Linked DNA regions of Homo sapiens: region 2 is linked to region 1. Evidence: chromatin contacts called from ENCODE Hi-C or POLR2A ChIA-PET data. All regions are on one chromosome and are shown on one strand. The core of a region is the stretch at or near the end of the contact, and the rest is flanking DNA. Distances in the headings are between cores, read along the strand shown. Region 1 has its middle 31 kb from the start of RAPGEF5. Region 2 overlaps STEAP1B (STEAP family member 1B).

Region 1 (5,556 bases), core at 1,569-4,068:
TTCTGCTTCCTCTGGCCTGTTAGAGAGCAGATCTTCTGAGAGCCACGGGAAACTGACCACCTCAGCTATGTCTTTTAGGGATAAGAAGCCAAGGGGACACTGATATTGCTCAGAAGAGTTGAAGGATTTTCCACTCTTAAAAAAATCTAGATTTGTTACCTGCCTAATAACCCGCTCAAGGTAAATCCCAGCAGGAGTAATTAAAGTAAAATCAACAATAACATCTTTCACTGAACTTCCAGAACTGTATGGAATTTGGTGTGATTTTAAAAGAATCTCACTCAGTGATTACATTCATCCATCAAATAATGTCAATTAAATTATTGTGTTCCGTTTTTATAGCTTATTCGGGGAAACAAACCATTCCATCCCAGCCCGAATGTTGGCACATTTATGAAATCGAAGCTTCCTCATTTCATCATATCAATTTTGATAAGTGATAATGAGTTTCACCAGTCCTGCCACAGGATGCATAGGTGTTGCAGTACCAGGTAGCTAAGGTGAGGCAGTGATCTTGACTTGCAACGGTTGGACAACCCAGAAGGAAGCACAGCTTGGTTATTGCAGGAAGCTCATACCTGTCTTGGTCATCACAGGTTTTTATGTGATTAAGATCAGTTCAAGGACTTGAAGTTCAAGTCCTAGTAAGCTTGGAATGCAGACTCCTAGATTTAGAGCTAGAAGGTACTTAATCTAAACTCTCTATACTCAAAAGTGTGGTCTGAGGGTGGGCAGCCTCAGCATTACCTGGGAGTTGGTTAGAGATGCAGAATCCCAGGCCCTGCCCCACACTCCTGAGACAGAGTCTGCAGGTAACAAAGTTTTCAGGAGATGGGAAGGCACATGAAAGTTTTACATGCACTGGTGTAACCCATTCCTCTGGTTTTGCAGATGACCAAACAAAGTCACAGAAGGTCTACGTGACCTGTTAAGAGCAAATAGCAGGTTACTTACTGGCAGAGCAGGAGCCAACCTATCTCATCTGCTGGTTCTTACCTCTGTGATTTGAGTAGCAGTGAGTTATGGGCCTGGTCCCAAGATGGAAGGTGGGCTCTTCCAGTGAAATGGGCAATAGTGACAATCAAGCACTGCTTATTCAAGGAGTCATTTCTCATGCTTGCTTAAACTAAAAATTCTACATTACTTGTAGAAATGGGTGAGTTTTCACCTAAGGACCACAGCTCTTCTGGCAGCAATTTAATCTGATTGCAGGTTGAGTACTTAAATGCCTTGAACACGGAAACTATTGAAAGGACAGCAAAGAGGCCTGCAGCCTGACATCCACTGCATGTGGTAAGAGGGCTCAGTGTTGAGATGGGGTCTATTCAGGGCCTTTCTCTTACTGTTCCCTCTGCCTGGGTTACCGCACCTCTGCATCTTCACATGGCAACTCCATCTCACCATCCAATCCCTTCTGGGGAGAAGCTCTCCTTGGTCACTCCATCTAGAGTCAACTTTTCTCCCCATCCTATTCCCCTCAGTCACTCTCTATCCCCACTCTCTCATTTTGTTTTATTTATGACAATTGTTAAAGGAATTATTTAGTTGAACAATGTATTGTGTTTTCCCTTTCAAAGCATGTCCATTTGTTGAGAGCAGGGATCTTGGCTCGATTGTACACTGCCACATCCATATTGACTAAAACTGTGCTTGACATATGGTAGGTACTCAATAGTTGTTTGCTAAGTGAATAAGTAATTTAGAATAAAGTTCGTTGTGCTCATAGTTAGAATAATCATAAATAAGAGCTAACATTTATTGACTTTTACAGTGTGCTAGACACAGTGCTGCATGCTTTAAGCACACTGTTTTATTTAATTTTTTTTTTTTTTTTTGAGACCGAGTCTCACTCTGTTGCCCAGGTTGGAGTGCAGTGGCGTGATCTCAGCTCACTGCAACCTCCGCCTCCTGGATTCAAGCAATTCCCCTGAGTAGCTGGGATTACAGGTGCGCAATACCACACTCGGCTAATTTTTGTATTTTTAGTAGAGACGGGGTTTCACCACGTTGGCCAGGCTGGTCTCAAACTCCTGACCTCAGGTGATCTGCCTGCCTTGGCCTCCCAAAGTACTGGGATTGCAGGGGTGAGCCACTGCACCCGGCCTTGTCTTATCTAATTTTAATGACTTATTAACATTTTAAAAAGCAGGCAGCTTAGAAGTTGTGGCATTCTGTGCCTCCTCTTAAAACTGAGGAGACTCACTGAAACATGGACTTGACTTTAGGAACATTTCCTAGACGAAAGCACTGGGTGGCCTTCTTCACAAATTGGTCCACACTGGCTGAGCTTCTCTAGGGTCCAAGCTGAACTGGTCAGACCAAGGAGATCGGTACACCCCATACTATGTTTTGGGCCCCATGCCAACTTTCCTTTGAGTACATGAAAAGGGACAACCAGACTTAGAGGGACAGATTGAAATGAAAGATCCTGATGTACTTTCCAGAGTGACAACAGAAAAATATTAACTCTTGCCCATTACCCCTTATACGACCTGTAAAAACCATTTGTAACAGAAAATAACTGTGCACAGAGGAACGTGATGCCAACCAGAGGACGATCCTTGGTATTCTCATTTTTCTCCAAAGAAACAAAGCAAATAGACCAATTTTGGCCTCAATCATCAAATACATTTTGTGATGCCTACAGAGAGCAAATTGCCCTCACAGCAGCAACTCAGTGCTTTCGTTCATTTGTGGTTTTTTTCCAATTTAAAATTTTCCCAAGTGCTCAGTCTCCAGCCTACTCTCCATCCTGGTTTCCACCAGCTCCACACACTCATACTCAACAGTTGCAGCCGGGTGACTCAGTAGGACTGGGCCCACCAACCGATCAGGAAGTCAGCCAGCAAGGCACGTCTATAACAAGAAGCAGGAGGATGGGGAAGAACAACTTGAGTGAATGCATTTCATTCCAGAGAAGAGCTTTTTAAAAAGCTGTTTAACATTCAAGGTTCTATTATTATTTTTGGCAGCATGTTGAGTCCCTGTCTCTTTTTTTGGCTACTTTTCTAGTACTTTATGTATCTAAGATTTGCAACCGATTTCAGTAACACTGGGAAACATTTTTCAGTGTAATTATAGGAGTTACTTAAATGCTATTTAAATGTTATTTTATATACTCATCAGACAATAAGCATAACATTAAAATGACTATATATAATGACCTATAAAATAATTTATGCTTATACATCATAGACATAGAAATTGCCTTAAGCATTAGACTTTGTAGAATTGTATAATTAAAAAAATTAAATTTAATAACAATTGCCCATAGATCTCAAGTTAATTACCCAATGCAAAAAATAGATGGATAAATAAGACTATAGGTGGTCCGTTCCATCACACAGTCAGTGATGAGGCCTGGTATGTTTATCTGAATCAACTTTTTATTATGGAACATTCTAAATGTACATAAATTTAAAGATTATGTACCCCCCCCCCATCGTCCAGTTTCAACAATTATCCATGTATTGACCCTGTGGACTGATGGTGAGAGGAGGGAATTATGGCATGGGACTCATAACTGCTGGAAGGCAAAACAATTGTCTGTCATGGCAGGGGTGATTCTGTAACTGGTTACCCACATTAACCATTTGAAACTGTAGGTAAAGTAGGTAGTTCACAGGCTTAACCCCAACTTCTGCTTTAATACATCTGGCAAAAATATATTCTAATACATAAGTATTCATGATCTACCATGAGCCCATGATTGTCCTAGATATTGTGATGGATATATAGCAGTTGTTAAAGTATTGGAATGGTGGATAGTTTCCATTTTCCCTTCCAGATATAGTCTCCCTATTACCTCACCCTGACCTGCATCCTGGGATGCTGAGCTGCACTATGCCAAAATCCCCTGCCTCTGTAGGGGTGAGCCAAGGGATGGCACAGAAAGGCCCCCCCTCAGGAAAGATGGAGAATAGAAAGCTAAGCAGAGAGGGTGCTCATATAGGATGTGACGCAGTGCTACAGGGCACTGACTATCCAGCCAAGGAGTGTTAGTCAATTCAAAAAGCAATAGAATACTCAATATCACTCATCATTAGGGCAATGCAAATCAAAAACCACAATGAGACCACTTCACACCCACTAGAATGGCTATTATTGAAAAAATAGAAAATAATAGTGTTGGCAAGGAAATGGAGAAACTGGAACTCTTGTGCATGGCTGTGGAAATGTAAAATGGTACAGCCACTGTGGAAAAGAGTATGGCAGGCAGTTCCTCAAAAAAAAATTAAGCATAAAATTACCGTATAAGCCAGCCACTTCACTACTGGCTACATAACAAAGAGAACTGAAAGCAAGATCTCAAACAGATATTTGTATACCAATGTTCATAGCAGTATTATTCATAATAGCTAAAAGGCACAGCAACCCAAAAGTCCATCAACAAATAAATAGATTAACAAACTATGGTATACACAGACAGTGGAATATTATTCAGCCTTAAAAGGGGATGAAATTCTGACACATGCTACAACTTGGATGAACCTTGAAGACATTATGCTAATGAGATAAGCTGATCACAAGAAGACAAATACGATACAATTCTACTTTCATGAGACACCTAGACATATTACAGAGAGAGAAAGTAGATCATAGGCTATCAGGGGCTTGGGGGAAGAGGGAAATGGAGAGTTGGGGTTTGTGCCCTAATTCAATTAATGCCACTGAACTGTACACCTAAAAATGGTATACATTGTAAATTTTATGTTATGTGTATTTGACCACAATAACACAAAAAGCAATAGGTAGACTTTGCACCCACAAGCAAAGCCTTGAAAATTTGACTGGAGAAGTAGTGTAACAGCAGTACACAGGATTCAACTCTGCTTCCTGCCCACCCGCTACCACCGACCCAGTAAAAATATTTTCTTTGTTACAAAATCAGTCTTTTTAAAAAATTAGAACCTTTGTGTATGTAGACATAGTTCAAAAAGGAAGGCAACATCCAGGAAGCTGACAACAGGGTCGTCTTTTCTGCAGGGAGTTAGGGCAGCCCCAAAAAGAGGCAGAGAAGGAAGGGCAGGGAATTGCAGGGCTGTGATCAGACTGTCCCCAGATCTTTTCAAGGCGTGGTGGGGGGCAGTCTAATTTTTACCATCCTGGATACCTCTGCATTTAATTGTGAACTATGGGTTATTTATAGGGTTCGAACTATCAATATTAGTCATAACACTGGTTGCTGTAGGCAAAATTTGCATCAAGAAGAAGGCTTGATAACCAAATCGCACAAAAAATCTGCAAGTTATCTCTTCAATAACAACCTGCTACAAGGGTGAGGCCTTAAGAATGATATTTTTGAAAGGCACATACCACTTAAAATGCCAAAATAGCAGATATTTTCTCCATACCCATGGGATAAATGTCAAGTTAATCTAATAAGAAGTCTGACTCTGAATACTGAAAAGGGAACTAGATCTGAAATTACAAGACCTGAGTTTGAATCCCAGATCCTCAGAAAACTAATATGCAAATATACATTGTCATTATTACTATTACAAATCACTTGCACATCTCAGTTATTCTTTATATTTATTATTCCCATGTGGAGAA
Region 2 (5,556 bases), core at 1,236-3,735, 39 kb before region 1:
TTTTCTGTTACACCGCAGTCTTGCTTACCCTTCATACTGTCAGATCAAAAAAGTTTTGGGGTCAATTCAGTAGGTTCAGACTGATATTTCCCTGATTTGTTAATGAGCTTGAACACCTTATATATGTTCACCATTTAAGATTTCTTTGTGGTGAAAGGCCTATTTACACCTTTAATTGAGGTAAATTACATTAAAAGATTTTCTAGCATTAAACTCACCTTAGTCATATGTATTTTATTTTATTTTATTTATTTTTCATATATATTTTTTGAGACGGACTCTCGCTCTGTCACCAGGCTGGAGTGCCGTGGCTCACTGCAACCTCCCCCTCCCGAGTTTAAGTGATTCTCCTGCCTCAGCCTCCCAAGTAGCTGGGACTATAGGTGCGTGCTTTATTTTTTAAATATTGGTAGATTTCATTTGCTAATATTGTATTTAGAATTATTGCATTTGTGTTCATGAGTGAAATTATTATATAATTTCTCTTGTCTCCGTTTGGTACATTAGGTTTATGACGTTAGTTGGACCGTTCATCTTTCCTCCTTTCTCTTTCTCTCCCTCATCTTCCTCTCCCTCTTCTTGTCCTTTTTCTTCTCTTAAGAGCTTGTATGATGCATGAATGTTTGTAAGAGCTTACTGATGCTTTCTTTGTGAGAAGACAAAATCTACAACCATTGATCGAATTCATTTTAAGGTAATGAGAACAGTCAAGTTTTCTGTCCTCAAATCAGTTTTGGAAAGTTATACTTTTGGGGAACTTGTCTATTTTATCAAAGCGTATTGGCATAACACTCGTAATTGATAATGGGTTGTGCTCCCTAGACACTCTCTCAGCACCCCCAGGACAGAAGCACCCATTCCTTCTGATTCCGGGAGTACTGGTGGCTGACAGCTCTCTCAGGATTGCCCTTGGCTGCCGTGCTAAGTTCAGGCTCACTTCTCAGGGCAGATTCCATCCTATGTCTGGCCAGTGCATGAGTTTAAAGACCCAGTTCTTGCCTCAATTCTGGACAATTCTGTCAGGCCAGCCCATCCCTACAGAAGCTCCTTTGTAGGACTGGCTGAGATCAGTGTTGCCACTGTTCCCCAGTTCAGCATACAAACCTGAAAGTGTCAGAATTTGCCTCCCTTAGAGCCAGATTTGCAGTAACATGCATGGCTTTCTTTCAAATCATTTGTTGTGTTCTTTGATTTCTACTATTTCTCTACTCGTACCTTTCCTCATTACCTTGGCAGTCTTGCTGGAGGTTTGCTAATTTTACCAGTTTCTTTTCAAAGATTGAACATTAGTTGGATCGAGCCTCTCAAAGGTACATTTATTACTCACTTCATTCCTTTTGTAAACATTTCCTGCCTTCTACTTGCTTACATTAATTTCCATATCTACCTCTAATCTCTTAGGTTGGATGTTTAGTTCATCTGTTTTTCAGTCTTTCTTCTATGCTAACATGAGCCTTTTACGGCTTTAGATTTTCTTTTAATAATTGTATCTCCAACTGTAGCTCCATGATGCTGTCAAAGTGAATATGTCCACGCCTAAACTAGGGACCTCCACCAATTCATCTACCTATTCTTTTCCACCCTTTCCCATCTCAGAGAAACCAGCTGTATTCCAGTTAGCCAGGCCATGATCCTGAAGTCACCTTTGATCATCTCCTTCTCTTGAAACCCACTTCCAATCAGTCAGGATGTCCTTTTGGCCCTTCCAGTTAGGCCAGGTTGTCATCTCCATGACATCAAGTTGTGTCAGTCATAAATCATTGCCTCTTGCTTGGCCTATTGTCCATAACTGCTGTTCTGTTTCCTCTCCTGCTCCCCTGCAGTCGGTTTTCCACACAGCACTCAGAGTGAGCCTTCTACACGTTAACTCATCCTGCAAGGTCTTTTCGTCTCCTTAGAATAAATTCCAGGTCACTGCATGGCCCACTGGGTCCTCTGTGGCCTGGGCCTCTGCTGTCTCTGTGACCCTCTCTTCTCCCTCTTCTTTGGTTCACTCTGCTCCAGCTACCTCTCTATTCCTCAGGCAGGCCTGGTGTAGGGGTGTTTGTACTTGACGTCCCCTCAACACCTGCATGGATCACTTTCTCACTTCCTTCAAGTCTTACTCAGATGTTACATTATTATCCAGCAGTCCTTCCTTCACCAAACCGTGTAAAATTTTACACCTGCCCAGCCAGTCACTTATTAATAGGCTTACCCTTATTAATGTTTCTTCTTAGCATGCATCATTGCCTGACGTATCCTTTTTGTTTGCTTCTTGTCTGTCTTCCACTGTTGGAATATAAGCTCTTTCAAGGCAGGGCTTACTTGCTGTGTTCACTGCTCTATGTCCAATGTCTAGCTCACAGACAGGCACTAATAGGTGTTCAGTAAATACTTGATGAATGAATGCATGTGTATTGGCTTGAAGTTCCTAATTCTCCAGGGGACTACTTCCCCTTTTACCCAAAGCCACTGCCCCATGTGACAGTTTTGTTCTCGTTTTTGCTGTTATTTACCTTTTCCCTGAAGCTGTAGGTAGTTTTTTGGAAGATCTAACTTAACTTATGAAGTTGGGGTGGAGAAAGGGAGTGTCTGCCTTTTGATTTTCTACCCTCAAGGGCCCAAGGCCTCATCTTTTGTCTTCCTGCTGAGTGAATACACTCAAGTGTTCCCAGGGCTACCTTGCCTTTAACATTTTAAAAAAATACTGAATTCATGCTTTTACTTCATTTTTTTTTGTCCTTTGAGGATTTACTTTACTTTCTTGTGATGTTAACTATACATTTCAATCAATTATTATTTTGTTTTGTATTTTATGGAAGAATTTCAGATGATCTGGTTTGCCAAACTACTGAATATTAAACTATTCAAACTTTTCATTTTTTTATGCAGTGCCCAGGAGACAAAAGGATTGACTTAACCAAAGTTTTACTGTAAATGAAATTGCTAAGACCAGACCCTAGGATTTCTGACCTCCAGGGCAGTATTTGATGGCCACATTGGGCTGGTGGCTGCCCCACTTCCTTTAGAGAGTCTAATGGTACAGATGTTCCTAGTCTAATAAGTATCTCTGGGCAGAAAGGACAAAAAAGAAGAAAAACAACTGTAGCAACATAACAGTCTCCAGGGTTCCAAGGAAACTTTTGTAGCCACTAAGGGCTGTAATAGCCATTTGTGAATATGTAATGGGAAGTAGTTCTGGGAATTGTAGCTGATTTCAGCAGGATAGCGTTTGTCAGAATCTGCCCCTTTGCTATTTTTCTAGAAGTCAAATCTGAAAGGCCTATTTTCTTAAGGATTTCTGCTGGGTCTAAGGCAGGAGGCCATTTCCTTCCAATTCCTGCAGTTCATTTAGGCTGCACCTTGGGTGGTTGTCAGTTGGAATATAAACATTGGTACCTTGATAATTATAGAAGATTTTTTAAAAGTTATTATTGGCTCTGGTGAAATAGTGTAACAGGAAACAGTCTGTACTTTAAGCAAAATGGCTGCCAGTTACAGTGTTCAGAGCACTATGCAAATCAGTTGAAAACTCAGAAGTTCAGTCAATCAGTTTTGCTTCATATGATGCCAACTGACTGTTTTTTTAATGAACCTTATTTGTCTCATTGCGTTGACTGACTTTGGGCCTGAATTGACTTAATTGCAGGGTTGCTTTTGATATATGGTAGCAATTGCTCTGTTGGGCTATGATCAAATGCAACAAATATAGGCCATGGATAATACTGGACGGCCCCAGTTGGTGGATGCCTTGCTAACTTTGTCTTGCAAAATAACTTACTGCTGCCAATCTAGCAGTTAGTTGTTTTAAAAAGTATATGAACAGTACAGAGTACAGCATTCTGTTCCATGTGTTAAATTTTAATGTATCATACCAAATCATTGTGACACTTCACCCAGGGCAGATTTTTGATAGGTAAGGTTATGATGACCTTAGAGACACAGGCAATGAGCTATTCTGGAATACCCACCTTTGGTCTTTTGCTTTGAAGAGTTCCATTTTAAAAAGAGCATTAAATTATGTGTTATGACTGTACAAATATTATTATAATGAATATTTGAAAATCTCACCTACCCAGAGGTGGTGACACTTAATACTTTAGTCTAGTTCCTTCTAGCATTTTTTCTACATATTTTTTATTAATTGAAATGATCCTGTATCCTAATGTGATTTTTTTTTTTTCACTTAACAATTTGTACTCTGGTGATTTTTTTTCTTTACTGAATATGATAACTCAAGTATTTTCCCATATTATTATCAACTCTTCACAGACATTTTTAATGGTATTCTTTGGTATGAATGTTGAAGAGTTTACTTAAACGTTCTCTGATAATGAGACATGTAGTTCCCTATTATTTATTATTATAAATACTCCTCAATTGAACATCTCTGTACACTGTTTTTTCCACATCCTAAATTATTTTCTTAAGCTAGTGGAATTATTTAGCCAAAGGTGGTAGATATTTTTCAGGTATCTGGGACAAATGGCCAAATTTTATTTCTAAAATGATGTCCTCCTTTATGTTTAATCCAACAGCATACAAGGAGATTTGTCCCACCATGCCCAGATGAGTATGAAATAATGTTCTTAAAATATATTTCCTATTTTAATTGGTGACAATTATAGCTCTTTAAATTTACATTTTCTGATTATTCTTAGGGTTGAATATATTTTCCTTTGTTTATTCGTCATTTTTCAAAGGGGTGGTGAGCTAGTTTGTTCATGCCCTTTGTTATTTACATATTGAGATCTTACTATGTTTTTATTATAGATTTCTATGAAGTCTTTACAAACTAAGTAAATTAACTTTTTGCCTTACGTATGGCAAGTGTTATTGTCAATTTATTCTTTGTGTTTTATTTTATTTTGTGTTACAATGTGTAAAATCGCTATCTATCATCCCTTTGTTATTTTTCACATTAAATGTAAGTTTGGGAACCAGAGATCGATAGAAGGTAGTCAAGGTATTAGTACTTATTTTTAACAATGTTATTTAGGTATAACTTGCATACCATAAATTCACTTATTTTATTATTTTTCCTTTTTTAGAGATAGGGTCTCACTCTGCTGCCCAGGCTGGAGTGCAGTTGCATGATCACGGCTCACTGCAGCCTTGACCTCCTGGGCTCAAGTGATCTTCCCACCTCAGTCTCCTATTTAGCTGGAACTACAGGTGCGTGCCACCACACCCAGCTAATTTTTGTATTTTTTGTACAGACAGGGTCTCCCTGTGTTTCCCAGGCTGGTCTTGAACTCCTGGACTCAAGCGATTTGCCCGCCTTGGCCTCTCAAAGTGCTGGGATTACAAGTGTGAAACACTGTGCCTGGCCTATTTTAAATAGACAATTCAATGATTTTTAACAAACTTGCACAGTTGTGTAAACTCCACCACAATCTAACTTTAAAACATTTTTATCACCCCCTTCCAAAAAAACCTCATGCTCAATTGAGTAACTACTCTGCATTCCTAACCCCAGCCCTAGGCAAACGTCAACTTTCTGTCTCTATGGATTTCCCTATTCCTGGACGTTTCATATAAATGGAATCACACAATATAGGGTCTTTTTTGACT

The links. A loop is a pair of places that touch in the nucleus more often than their neighbours do. ChIA-PET counts read pairs that join two places held with the same protein, here RNA polymerase II (POLR2A). Pooled maps may share reads with other maps.
Region 2: a pooled map shows a loop between it and region 1 (2.8-fold over the local background). The contact joins two enhancer-like sites. A Hi-C loop is called at or near these places in 15 of 37 single-sample maps with no recorded cell type and 7 of 50 pooled maps. POLR2A ChIA-PET finds 5 or more read pairs at or near these places in 1 of 52 experiments (OCI-LY7).

What each region holds. Positions count from the first base shown.
Region 1 is chr7:22,385,118-22,390,673 of GRCh38, reverse strand. No RefSeq gene overlaps it. Among named protein-coding and RNA genes, the nearest start is that of RAPGEF5, 31 kb to the right of the region's middle. Within about 2 kb of position 2,818, at least 2 of the 41 ENCODE cell types and tissues checked have a DNase peak (open chromatin) inside an H3K27ac peak, as active enhancers do.
Region 2 is chr7:22,423,505-22,429,060 of GRCh38, reverse strand. The region is part of intron 4 of STEAP1B (STEAP family member 1B); the gene reads left to right. Among named protein-coding and RNA genes, the nearest start is that of RAPGEF5, 69 kb to the right of the region's middle. Within about 2 kb of position 2,485, at least 2 of the 41 ENCODE cell types and tissues checked have a DNase peak (open chromatin) inside an H3K27ac peak, as active enhancers do.